2 separate regions of the Mus musculus genome follow, and region 2 is linked to region 1. A link is a loop called in an ENCODE intact Hi-C map of the cell type or tissue named here. Cell type or tissue: left cerebral cortex. All regions are shown on one strand. Each heading gives the region's core, and the rest is flanking DNA. Links, peaks and the distances in the headings are about the cores only.

The links. A loop is a pair of places that touch in the nucleus more often than their neighbours do. Peaks named below come from ENCODE experiments on the same cell type or tissue, not always from the same donor. Only the 100,000 strongest peaks of a DNase experiment are listed, where the experiment ranks them.
Region 2: it touches region 1 in a loop (4-fold over the local background); 1 of 42 quality-filtered maps calls a loop at or near these places.

What each region holds. Positions count from the first base shown.
Region 1 is chr5:74,796,621-74,803,332 of GRCm38, forward strand. No RefSeq gene overlaps it. Among named protein-coding and RNA genes, the nearest start is that of Lnx1, 97 kb to the left of the region's middle. In left cerebral cortex, for the core only: no CTCF peak of the experiment used is centred there; DNase peaks (open chromatin) are centred at 3,960, 5,550 and 5,782.
Region 2 is chr5:74,860,645-74,867,356 of GRCm38, forward strand. No RefSeq gene overlaps it. Among named protein-coding and RNA genes, the nearest start is that of Gm52779, 80 kb to the right of the region's middle. In left cerebral cortex, for the core only: no CTCF peak of the experiment used is centred there; a DNase peak (open chromatin) is centred at 4,051.

The sequences.
Region 1 (6,712 bases), core at 906-5,905:
CAGGTGGTCCTGTGTTCGCTTTGGAAACTCCGACTGTTAACAGTGTAGCTGGCTGTTCAAGCTCTGAGTCAGGCCAAAGCTTATACAAGGTATCATTCTGGGGTTTGTGGGCTCCCCAGGATTTTACATCCTGCTTCCTCAGCAGAGCTCAGTCTGAACCCAATGTAGCAGTTCCAGTTTAAACCTTTTGGATTCTTCAGGCAGGACTTGGCTCCGCTATGGTACGGGAGCTGGCAATTTCCGCTGACCTTGCACAAATACACACCGAGCAGTGTGCTATTGTTGATTGAAGTCTTCAGGGAGAGATCCTGGGTCAGAGAAACCCACAACTCAGGCCAGGGGGACATTAGCACTGACGGGCTTTGGAAACAGTGGCTAAGAAGGTGACACAATAAAGGAGAGAAGGGGGGCCTTGGAAGGTTGGAGAGAAGGTTCTGCAGGTGAGGTTCTTGTTACACAAGCCTGAGGTCCTGAGTTCTCATCCAGAGCATCCACTCAAAAGGCCTAGGCAGGCCAAGCACACCTGTAATGCTAGCTCTGCAGGGGCGGAAACAGAAGGACCCTGGGCATTTCTGGCTGGCCAGCCTAGCTGACTGGTGAACTTGGCGTTCCGTGAGAGAGCCTGTCTTGAAAATAAAGTGGGATATGATTGAGAAAGACACCTGACATTGACCAGCAAGATGGCCCAGCAACTAAGAGTGAAGGTGTTTGTCACTGAACTCTCACGACCTCAACTCCAGAACCCATGGCGGAAGGAGACGACTGATCCCCAAAAGTGACCCTCCACGTGTGGTGTGTGCCATGGCACTTGAGTGCCTGCACACACACATACATACATAAATATATATGTGTGTATATATACATACATATATGTGTGTGTATATATATGTATATACATACATATATACATGTATACACATGTATATATATACACATATGTGTGTATATATATGAAATATATACACATGAGATGCATATACATATATAGAATACATATAGATATACATACAGATATATAAATAAACATATACATCTTAAAATACATTTTTTTCGTTTTGCTTTTTTGTTTTTCGAGACAGGGTTTCTCTGTATAGCCCTGGCTGTCCTGGAACTCACTCTGTAGACCAGGCTGGCCTCGAACTCAGAAATCCACCTGCCTCTGCCTCCCAAGTACTGGGATTAAAGGTGTGCACCACTGCCCGGCAATACATATTATTTTAATTGTGTGTACACACATATATACAGGTGCCCACAGAGGTCAGAAGCACTAGATCCCCCTGAACGAGACTGGGACCAGAATTCAGGTCCTCTGGAAGAACAGTATGCCCTCTTAATCAATGTCCTCTCTCCAACCCCAGCTGCCATCTTCAAAAGTGTTATGTTCAAGGACACTGTGGAGTGTGTGTGTGTGTGTGTGTGTGTGTGTGTGTGTGTGTGTGTGTAAAAGGCATACAACTATTAGCAGCCTTGGCTCAGTGATGCTGGGTCGATCATATCCAATTACATCGCAGCAGCAGAAGCTGGTGTTCTGTGCTCACCTGCATGAGCAGAGCTTGGGAAATGTTTGTGTCCAAACCTGGGAAAGGAATGGAAGGTTTGGTAAACGGTCAGTCTTTGTAGTCAGTCTTGGCTAGAAATATGATCCAGTTATCCTGTGGAAGTCGTCACTAGATCAGTGGTTCTCAGCCTTCCTAATGCTACTTCTCATGGTGTGGTGATCCCCAACCATAAAATTATTTCATTGCTACTTCATAACTATAATTTTGCTACTGTTATGAATCATAGTGTAAATATCTGATATGTGACCCCCGTCAAGGGGGTTGCGACTCACAGGCTGAGAACCACTGCAGTAGACAGTGAAGAAAATGTGCTTGAAGATAAAGGCACCATGGATCTCTTAAATTTCCAAAGTCATGATGAACCTTGCTAACTTTATTTTTTTAAATGCTGGGATTAAAGGCGTGTGCCACCACACCCGGCTCAAATCCTATTTTTAATGATGGTTCTCAAACATTAACTTCTCTTGCAGCCCACTACTCACCAGAGGTAGTGGAAAAGAAAGGGGAAGCCAAGCTGTTTAGAAAGGTTCTTTGGGTCACTCCTGTCTGTGTTGTCTGGAAATCAGCCATTCAGTTCATAGGTTAGCAGACAGCAGCTTGATCCACTGGCAAACACTTCTCAGATACACCAGCAGTCCAGTTTGGTAGTCAGGTTAGCAACAGTGGTGACATGATCTAGCAAAGACAGCCAGGCCTCAGCCTCAGCCTCAGCTCAAGTCAGCAGGAGGGACGAGCAGGAACACCAGGAGAAGTTCTCAGCTGTGCCTCTCTCAGGGAAGCAAAGATCAGCAAAGACATGAGACCACAAGTGTTGCACATCTTGCTGTACCAGCAAGACAAGCTCTGTCTCCATCATTGTTCAAGTCCTATTTATACTCTCCAAACATCATGTGTCCTCCACATGCCTTACCTCAGCACGAGCATCCAATCAGCCAGAGTCTGAGGAGTCCCGACAAATGCAGCTCAACTACAAAATGTAAGGTGGACCAATACATATGTGTCATTAGCAAAGAATCTTTCATCACGCGTCCTTTCATGTGCTTGCTTTAGCAGAACATCCTTTCACCTGTGTCTGCTTCAGCTAAATGCTTCGCGTGTTTGCCCCAGCAAAACACCATCCAGCCAATTTCCAAAGAACCCTTAAGTTTCCAGTTCACCTTGGTCTTGGGTAGTACTCTCCTACTGTCTTTAAGTCACAGAATACATAGAAAAAGACAATTCTTATGCTGTATACTAAACTCCATAGACAAAGCTATTTGAGGCCAGGTGTGTCTCTGGCTACTGTGGAGACTGGGACCATTTGTGAGATGGTCCCACGCTGCAGTGTTCAGGGGGAAGAGAGAGAGAGAGAGAGAGAGAGACAGAGACAGAGACAGAGACAGAGACAGACAGAGAGAGAGAATGACATGTGGGTAAGATGTGATTCCAGGAAGACTAAACACATTGCTCCATCATATAACAAAACAGAACAGGAAGATCAAGTATTTAAAAGCCTGGCAAAGCCACAAGATAATGCATTGGGACCACAGATTCTCCCTCCATCTAGAATCCATACCCAGTGTGGGAAGGCCACTCCAGCGAAAGGGTCTAGTGACTCAAGCCATCGATTGTGCTCTATTTGGAGCATGTCTTCCCTTGCTCTCCCAGATAATCAATTATTAGAAAATTAGAAAGAGACCCTGACGGGGACATTAGTAACCATCAGAAGATGCAGCGGATAAGGAAACAGGATGTCAGATGTGGACATTTTTCCATAGGTTCAGGATTTCTATAATGTACACATGCGTCTTTGCTTCGGTTTATCTGATCTACTTTGAACTCATAAATATTTAGCACACGTATAAATAATGCCTGCAAAGCTTACCAACCCCAGGAAAGTGGTTACACGACGGCAGAGCAGAGGATGGGGGGAGCCGACTGCAAAAAGCTAATGTGCTTTTTAAACAAGCACTTCACACACACACACACACACACACACACACACACACACACACACACACACACAAACAGGCAATTTGCAGCCCCGTGATTCCTGCCCCACCAGAGACCCTATACAGTGTTGACTTTGGACATTTTAAATTACAAACGTCTTATAGCACTTAAAGCCTTAAAGCTGGGTTATGGTGTATTTTGAAATCAAACAACATTTTTGCCTAGAACCAACTCTTTCACAGAAATTATTCTTGGTTTCCACCAAGTTATTAAAAAATAAATGGGGGGGGGATCTTCTATTAAGATTTGAAAAGCAAGCAAATAACGTTAAGGATAATATCCAAATCCTCTCTTCTCTCCGTGTTCATCCAGTATGGGAACACTTAGCCACACAGGAAGAAGTGGGTGGATTTGGAAAGTTGCTGAATTCTCTAATTTGAATCAATCCGAATTAAACACAAGCTGCTGTTGTATTAGCAAGCGAAGGAGGTGGATGAGAGGTTGGCTCGGTGTTGCTCCGAAACCCAAGGAGAGGGGGGAGTTTTCTGGGATGGAGAAGAGCTGAGCCATTCACGTTTCCAGTCCTTGCTCCGCACAGCATCCTGCCTCGGAGGGCCCTTGGTTCTTTAGACCTCTGCAACACGAGGTCCAACTGACAGTCCTCTAACTGCCCTTCTCAGCCCCCATACTGTAAATGCTGCATGAATGAGGCCTATTGTCATTTCCTTTTTCCACCTTTTGGCTGTTGACTCACCCCCACTATAGCTCTTAAGAGCTGGCTATTGTTCTTAATCACAAGGAAGCGGACAAGCTTCATTAAGATGTGAATTACGGTGCAATTGCCCATGAGTTCAAGACTAGTAAATCAACAGTATGTCCGAAATAAGGTTAAGATACAAGGTTAAACGTTAACTGATGAAGATGTTGTGACCAGAGGCTCAAAGGAACCTAGCTTTATATTATCCTAGGAAAAATGGCCCAGTACCATTCATGTGATTCAGTGTTTGTGGAACACAAATAAGAACAAACTGGAGTGGTAGACGTGGTTGTGGTACACATACCACTCAGAACTTCCAAGGAAGGCTTGGCTATACAGCCCTGGGGAACGGAGTTGATAGGCTAGCTCTCACAGGATCCCCCCTTAGCCAGAGTCAGCCTGCCCAAAGCCATGCTCTTCCCTGATTGTGGACCCTCTCAAAGTGTCCAGCCATGCTCCCTCCTGGCAACATTGGGTGATGCTCTGTCAGATGCCTATGGCAATTTGATTTCCACTCTTTTCCTAGGTGCTAGGTCCTGGTGAACACCTTGTGTCCCCGCTGTTATTCAGTCTGAGCATCTGAAAATCCTGCCCCTTATGGCAGCCTGTACATGAGGCAAAGTAGAGAGGACCTCTTTGAAGTCTCCTGTCTCTGTCTCCTATGTGGCCACAGACTCTCTTTTCCCTCCTTAGCCCTCACTTTCCTGGTTCCAGGGTCTCAATGCACATGCCAACAACCAGCCCCAAGCTCATGGATACTGTGACTTCCCACTCAGAGAGAACTACTACTGGAGATGTACCCAAGTCAGCCTCACATCAATAGTTATAGGTCACAAGGAGGGACTATGTTGCTAGGTAGCGGGTTCTCCTCACCAGCTCCCAGCAGGTGATGGTCTAGGTGTGGAGGTGGATGTCTCCCCTTCATCCCTGTATGCCCTTCCCCACTCCTGCTCCCTGGACCTCAGTTGCCCTCTCACTGCCAGCTTCAGCATCCATTGATTGAATGGGCTCTTTCCTTGGGTTCTCTCTCTCTCTCTCTCTCTCTCTCTCTCTCTCTCTCTCTCTCTCTCTCTCTCTCACACACACACACACACACACACACACACACACACACACACGCACGCACGCACGCACACCTCCTTCCTTATAAGAAGAGAGAAAAGTACAAAATCACTTCCATTTATTTCTAAGCCACCTGCAACGGTTTCCCCTGCAGGTGCAATGCTTTTACCAGAAAGCTCTACTAGCGAGAGACAGCCCACATTCCTACTCACTCTTCGTCTTCCTCCGTCAGATGTGTATTTTGTACACATCTGCAAGAATGACCGCAGGATGTCTCACTGCATGTGCTTGCAAGGAGCTGAGAGAAATTTAAGGGGGGGGGGAGGGAAGAAGCTAGTATTCACTGGGACTTACTCTATGTCAAACATCCTGCTGAGTGCTTTACATATTTATTTCGTTTAATCCTTATAACACCCTTAAGAGGTTGGTATGAATGGCTGTATAGAGTGAGTGAGGAAACCCAGGCTTAGCGTGGGAAGCGATTTTAACTCAGCAGAGGGGATTTCAGATGCTGTCTTACTCCAGAGCTAGATGGAGCATCTCCTCCTAATATGAGAGAGAGAGAGAGAGAGAGAGAGAGAGAGAGAGAGAGAGACTGAGACTCAGCCCACAGAACTGACTGCTGTTGCCAATAACAGCAGGACAGACAGCGAGAATGGACAGATGGAACTCAGGGGAGCATGATGCTCTCTCTCTTTTCTCTCTTTAAAGGACTCAACCACAGCTCCAAATTGAACTGGGAAGCAGATCTGAACGTTTGAGGTTGGTTGGCCTCATTTTAATCACGCGCCTAATAATCTGTCATCATTTAAAGGCCATTTCCTCCGCACCTGCACCCAGAGTGCATCCAGAGGCTGAGGTTTCGAGGGAGAATCCCACAGAGTCCCCTCTCTGCTGCCTCTCAGCCACGTGTTCCACTTGCAGCCATGCACGGCTTGCAGGTACCACGACTTCTGCAAGGGGCAAGGTGGGAACAGGAAGGGGGGAAGCAACCTCCCTCTGCCTGTTGGCCTTCCTGACACGTCAGCGTTAGGGGTGGCAGACATAGAAATAACAAAAAGACTGAATTGTAGGTATGGTGTAACTCATTTCATTTAATATGGGGGAGACTTGGAGACAGTTTTTCATGGCTCTCTGCTTGGGTGTTTTTCTACTCTTGAAGAAATTCACAGACATCAAATCTCATACCCAGATGTTTAACACTGAATCTTGTTCTGACAGGTTAGTGAAAGGCAGGATTTTCCTTCATTCCTATTGTTCCAGTGTTTTTTAGGGAAAGCATTATATGAGTAAGGTGATTTAGTTAAATAATTTAATGTATGCATCTATATGGCTCTATTTTGGGTCATAAATCAAAAGCCCAAAGAAGGGAGCAGTGACATTCCAAGATTCCCATTTGCCT
Region 2 (6,712 bases), core at 1,107-6,106, 64 kb after region 1:
ACAGCTTTATTAGGCCTGTCACCAACAGCCAAATATTTATATAAGCTCCGTGGGTTGAAAAGGTAGTTTTAAAAGGCTGTTTTAACCACAGTTCTGTAAATGTTTAAGGTAACATCCTGCCTCTTTGAAACCAATCCCACCTAGCCATACTGCTGTATTTATAATAAAAAGGGCCACACGCTCAGAGCGATGCATGATTTCCTGTTGCCCATCCTCGGGCCTCTACGCTTTCATCATAACCAGGAAGACAAGAACTGAGTCCAGAGATCATCCTGTTGGATACCTGGGCAGAAGTCCCTGGAGTTAATCACGGGTGTTAGAATGGGGAAGAAACTCAACCTTCGCAGCATCAGGGGAAGGGGGGCGGGGACGTCAAAAGCAATAGTGTTAGAGAATGTGATCGGACCTTGCTTAGAACACACACATAGAGCTAATAATGGCTAATGTAGTTTTTTTTTTTAATTGACTCGATTTTCTAGAGGAGTGTCTCAGGAGTGGTGGAGCTGGGGCCCTAGGTCTGGAGTGGTTGTTAGACTAAACTGTGTCTTGGCTTTGCAAAGCTCTGATCACCTGCCTGTGGTCAGGCTATTCTCAATATCAGATGATGAAATACTGGCCAGGGCTCTTACGGTTGCAGGTAAAAGAAACCGAACTCTGATGAACTTATACAGTGTGAGCATCTGCTTCTCTGGCAGAGAGAGAGACAGACCATCCATCTTTAGGCCCAGCTGGACTCCCGTGTTCAGCTTTCTTGCCAAACCCTTTTGTTCTCCTTTCCTGTCCTTTATTTTTAGGCAGCTGTAGCTACTGTGGTAGACACAAAAAGCTCCCACACCCTCAGGCTTTTATGGTATGAGCTGAACACACCCCAGACAGACCGAGGCTTGGTCTAGACTCAAATGCATGGCTCTTCTCAGCAACAGTGTGTGGGGTCAGCTAGATTTTACCTCATCAATTAGGAGGAAAGATGTGGTTATCTGGGGGAGGGGAGGGACTCCAAATGAAGTATTTATTAAAAAAAAAACCTTTGTCTAATGAATAGTGGGAAATAATCAACATCCTGTAACGTTAAGCAAGACAAACTTTCAGTTTCTAAACATGATGTTAAGGTATATGTATTTAGTTATTTTCTAGAGACCAGAGACTATCTCTAAAACTCAGTGACATCGTCAAGACCTCAACTACTGCAGAAATGGAGATGGTGTGGGGAGGGGAATGGGAGTGGGGTCAGCGAAGCCATTCATTTGTACACAGGTTTACAAATTATGCATCTCTAAGAATGTACCCCAATCTACCAAATCTGCTAGCATCATTGATTAGCCTGACAATTGTTAAGGACCAGGAGACTTCCCACCTTAGCCCCCTCTCTTCTGAGCTGCTATGCAATACAGGTTTCTGGACCCTGGACCTCCCTGTCATCCTACCTGGGAATGTGGTAACTGCATTTTAATATGCTCACTAGAAGATACTTTATGACCTGGCTTCCACTATAAAACCCATGGATTTTATGGTGAACTATGGGATATACTGTGATACAGTTCCACTAAATATTTGCTTGGTGCTTGGTAGATATTAAATGCTTAAGAAGCAATGAACTCTATTGTGGTTTGAATCCCACATGTTCCTCCCAGGCTCATGGGCCGAGTACTCAGTCCTCAGTTTGTGGTATTATTTTGAAAGCTATTGAATCTTTAGGAAGTGGCGCATAGCTACCAGAAGCAAGCTACTGGGAGATGGGCCTTTGAAGGAACCTGCCCCCAGTTCTTCTCTCACTTCCTGTTCCCGGTCTCTACAAAGCAGGGGCGGAGGGAGGGGGAAGCTGCCATTCCATGCTCAGACAGCCATTATTAATATTAAGCCAAGGTAAGTTCTCTGTTAAGTTATTTCTGTCAGGAATTTTGCCCACTGATAAGGAGATTAACTACCACAGTCCTGAGGATGGCTAGACGATGGCTGGGTTTTTGGAGCACAGAGTGGTGGACTTAATTACTACCTTCAGTTCTTCACCCCTGCATCTACATTCTTGACGTGCTATTGACAGAGAGGATGCCTCTGTCTCTTAGAGATTAGCCATGTGAGTTGCTTTAGACAGTGGACTACGGACAGACACAATAGTGTTCAACCTCAGTGTAGACCTTACCATACCTCTGCATCTCCGTTTGTCCACAGCCCCGACATAAGCTTGCCCTGTGTTGATGCACACTGCACTCTGGACCCAAAGTGAACACATGTGGTGTAAAGGTCCCCAAATATAATGGAACTGGATAGACACACAACTTGAAGCAAAGCTTCTCTCATAAGCCAACCCCACCATCGCTAACAGATTCATAAGAAAAGTGCTTGTCCAGACAGTGTTGGCAAACTCCTTTAATCCCAACACTTGGAAGACAGAGGCAGCTGGATCTCTTGAGAGTTCAAGTCCAACCTGGTCTACAGAGCGAATTCCAGGACAACCAAGGCTACACAAAGAAGTCCTGTCTTGAAAAAAAAAAACACTAATTAACTAACCACATTTTTAAAAAGAAAAATTACTTGTCACTAAATTTGGAAGACAATTTTCCCAATAGCATTGTTGTAGAAATCACCCTCAATTTTGGTTTGCTTGGAGTTCACCCACTGCCTCTACTGAAGAAGGCAATATGGAGAGTAAGAAATTGGAACTTCATTAGGGAAGATGTTTAGGTGATATGTGGTCCTTACTCCATGGAAGGCAAAGGGAGGATAAAATCTGTGTATATGGTTTGTACCATCATCAGCAAGCATAGAGTGCACCCACCCCGTGCCAAGAGCTGAATAGGCACTACCGGAGACTTTCAGTAGGATTCAAACTAGAAGAGCCTTTTGAGTCCCTGGAGGACCAGATCTGAGTCCCACTGCAGACAACATCCGAATGGATTGGGTCAGGCTGGCCAGAGTGCTATAAGCTTATGGTTAAACAATAGGTGCTTAAAGGAAAACCACCTCTCTAGTCTGTCTACCATGCTAATACTTACACCTGGCAATGCCTTTGAAGGACTTCTCGAGGACCCAGAAGTTGGTGGGCTGACCTGCAGCTAATGGTCATCAACAGTCTCTTCTCACTGTAAATGAAATACCTTGTGATTTCAGCTCACAGAGCTAAGGATTCACTCGAGGTGTCAGGTATAATCAAAACCTTATTTCCCAAGCCAAGTGTAAGTGGGGTGTTTCTGTAATCCTAGTACTCCAAGGGCTGAGACTGGATTGTGAGTTTGAGGCTAGCTTGAGCTACACCACACAACCGTACCTCAAAAGAAGAAAAATCTATTTTCTCCTTGATACTGATATGCTTACTTTGTCAGAGAGATGGATCCCTGAGAACAGCCACATATTCTTCAGGGCCAAGAGCAAAATGAAAATTCAAGATCCACTCACAAGTTGTTTAGAATTACAAGATGGCAGCCACATTGCGTTAAAGTGCATACAGGCTCTAGTGGATGGGCCCCAATACCATTGCACAGATATGCCAGAAGCTATCCCTGTTACCACATTAAGGGAGTGCTGACTGCCAAGACTTGCATACGTATGTGTTAAAGAAACAACCAGGGGATCTGGGCAGTGGTGGCGCATGCCTTTAATCCCAGCACTTAGGAGGCAGAGGCAGGCAGATCTCTGAGTTCAAGGCCAGACTGGTCTACAGAGTCAGTTACAGGACAGTCAGAACTATACAGAGAAACCCTGTCTCAAAGCACTGAGACAATGAGTTTGTGTGTGTGTGTGTGTGTGTGTGTGTGTGTGTGTGTGTGTGTGTGTGTGTGTGAGAGAGAGAGAGAGAGAGAGAGAGAGAGAGAGAGAGAGAGAGACCCAGGGAGTCCAGCCCTGGTGTAGAATTCAGAAAATGACCAGTTCCCTCAGGCACTGAGGGGAGGTCAAGTAACGGTCAACCTTGAGAAGAAGGACCTGCTACTTGGAGCCCAGCAACTCTAGGTTGCTGGACCAGTGACCAGGTGGCTAGAGGAGAGACTGAGAACCATTCTTCAGCCCTCAGCATCCTACCAGCTGGTCCTTTCTTCACCATGATTCATAAACCATTCCTGAGAGCACACGCACCCCCAGACATTCCCACCCCCACACAAAGTGCTTTAAACACAGCCCAGACCTGGCTGTAGGTTTGAGGGATCACAGCTGTATTGAGAAGGTTGCACAAGAGGCTTGCTGTGGGTTTTCTGCAGTCACGAGAGGTCTTGCCCTCAAGGGCTCAGGACAGCAAGAAAATTCCTGTACAAACTCACCAAGGCAAACTCACCAAGGTGAGAGATTTGCCCTGAGGCCTCAAATGCTCCAGTGGGCTCCGACCTGGCTTCGGCTACTCATCAAGCAGACATGGAAAATAGGTCCTGCTTGAAGCTGCAGCAAGGGTGGGGCACACCCTCCTGCTGGGGAGTGAAGGGCTGTGACTGGGAGAAGGCTGCCCAGCTCTTCCCCAAAGACTGAAAGCAGCCCTCGTTTTACCATAGAATTATATCCTCTGAAACCAATGCCAACTGGTAATGGGCCATCTCTTTGTCATCTACCTGATGTAGTGGCCTGTGCTTATAATCCCTAACTGTGGCGTTCAAGGCCAACCTGGGTTGTTTAGTGAAACCTTAACTCAAACTCCAGCCCAAGAGAAGAAAAAAAAAAAAAAAAAAGAGTTCAGGTCCCTACTTAAGATCAAGAGAAATGTGCTGAGTTGGTTGCTTCCTATTTTTCTCTTGGAGCAACTAAGAAAGTCCTGCTTCAGGCAATGTGGTATAAATCAGTATTAATGCAACTTATTAGACTCAAACCTTCTAGAATGCCTTCCACTAATTTTAGAATCATATCTATTGATTTCCCTTACAGTGGGTATATTCCAAGAAGAGCAATGGCTAGGTCCATATGGTTGATTTTCACTGGTAATTCTCTGGAGTATCTCCTTGTTGGTTTCCAAACGTAACGTTCCCACCGGCAGGGCACCAAGGTCCCCGTTTCCCACACCCTCCTTAAACCTGGTCTTTCTGGCCCATTGACGGTCCATCTGTTGGTTATGTTTCTGGGAATCCAAGCCAGCTTTTCAGCTGAGTTGTCCTCGCTGAGCTATGCCCTCACCCTTCTTGTGTCTCTCACAAGCCTAGCCTAAATGGTGTAGAGCAATAGCTCTCAGTGCTGTAGATTTGAATTTCCCCGACAACCTGTGATGTTAGCCCCGTCCCGTGCACAGATTGCCCTTCTTATGTCTCCTTTGGCAATATGTCTGATCAGGTTCTTCGCCCATTTTAAAAACAGTTATTCGGAGCTTTACAATTAGGTGGTGTGTCCCTTATATGGTTTGGCTGTTAACCCAGATAAATCATTTGCAGACATTTCCCCCCATCTGCAGACAGCTTTCCCATGTTGTTGACTGTCTCCCATGCCAGGGAGCTTCTGACTTGACGGAGCTTGTTTAATTGGCTTTATTGCTTGGGATTTTGCTATGATGCCCAAAACATTACTTCCTAGACTGATAGGAGGGTTTAGAGTTTTATAATCCCAGGTTTTACATTTTGGCTCTTTAACCCATTTTGAGCTGATGTTATATGCGGTATGAGATAAGAATCCAATCCATCCCACTGTGCCTTGGTGAGGTGCTGAGTTTATTGGACTCAGTGACATATCATTGATGAGGGGTTATTTACAGGTTCCTGGATGACCCCAAAGTAGCCACACCACCAGAAAGTCTCACCCGAGCATGAATAACTGCTTTCCTAAAACCTGCATGGACAGAATGCTCCCTCCAGTTAACCCTGCACTGCACCACCTCTGAGGACCACAGGAACACAAGTAGCTTAGGCAGGATGACCTACAGAGTTACTGTATGTAATTCTGCAAGGAGTGGCTGGAATCTCAGGTGAGGGTCTAGTGACCCTCCCCACTCCCTCCTTCTAGAAAAAAAGGCCTGATGTCAGGTTCTCTTTGGATCAGTCGCAGCTGTTCGGATGAAGATGTGCTTGCTGCCATGCTCAGAAACTGCATTCTATAACTTTGCTCTTTCAAACCAAAACATCCCCCTTGCGATCCATTAAGGCTATGACAGAAAAAAAATGTTATGTGTATATTGATTAGTAATCACTTTTTTTGAACACTTGAAGAAAATACAACTCAAATTAAGGTTCACTGTGCCGGCACTTTCTGCCGGCTTTCAATCCGTGTGTTTACTTAACAGGACCCAGTCACGAGATAAGCATACTCTCTTAGTCACAGAGCCGGGAAAGGCAAGTCAGGACCTCCCTTGAGCAACTCCACTGTCAAAGCGTAGAGGTAAACCTAGCACGGGTGAACTCCCAAGGGGGGTGGAGCTAGCTGTAAGGAAGTTAGCTGTGAAGAATCTAGAGTAGGGAATACTCTGAAGAATAGGTAAATTTTCAAGCAAGACATAAAACCTCACTGAGCCAAGAGGTTCCCTAGGTTGGAGAGACTCAGACTCCCAGATTGGCAGGTACCAGGAGTGATGGTCCTCAGCTACTACGGAGAAATGCTGGAGATGTGGGTTTCCTCCAATTGGATTGCTGCATCTTTCCCACTGTGGGTCCCTTTACAGGACCCAGCTGGGACACTGTGTGCATGAAGTAACAGGTTCAACTTAACAGGTGCCACACACCTGTGGCACTCCAGCAACCACGCAGAGCCCTGTTGGCATCGTTATCCAGCCAAGTCAGACACAGAGCCATGATTTGGTAAGATGCCATCCCAAGCA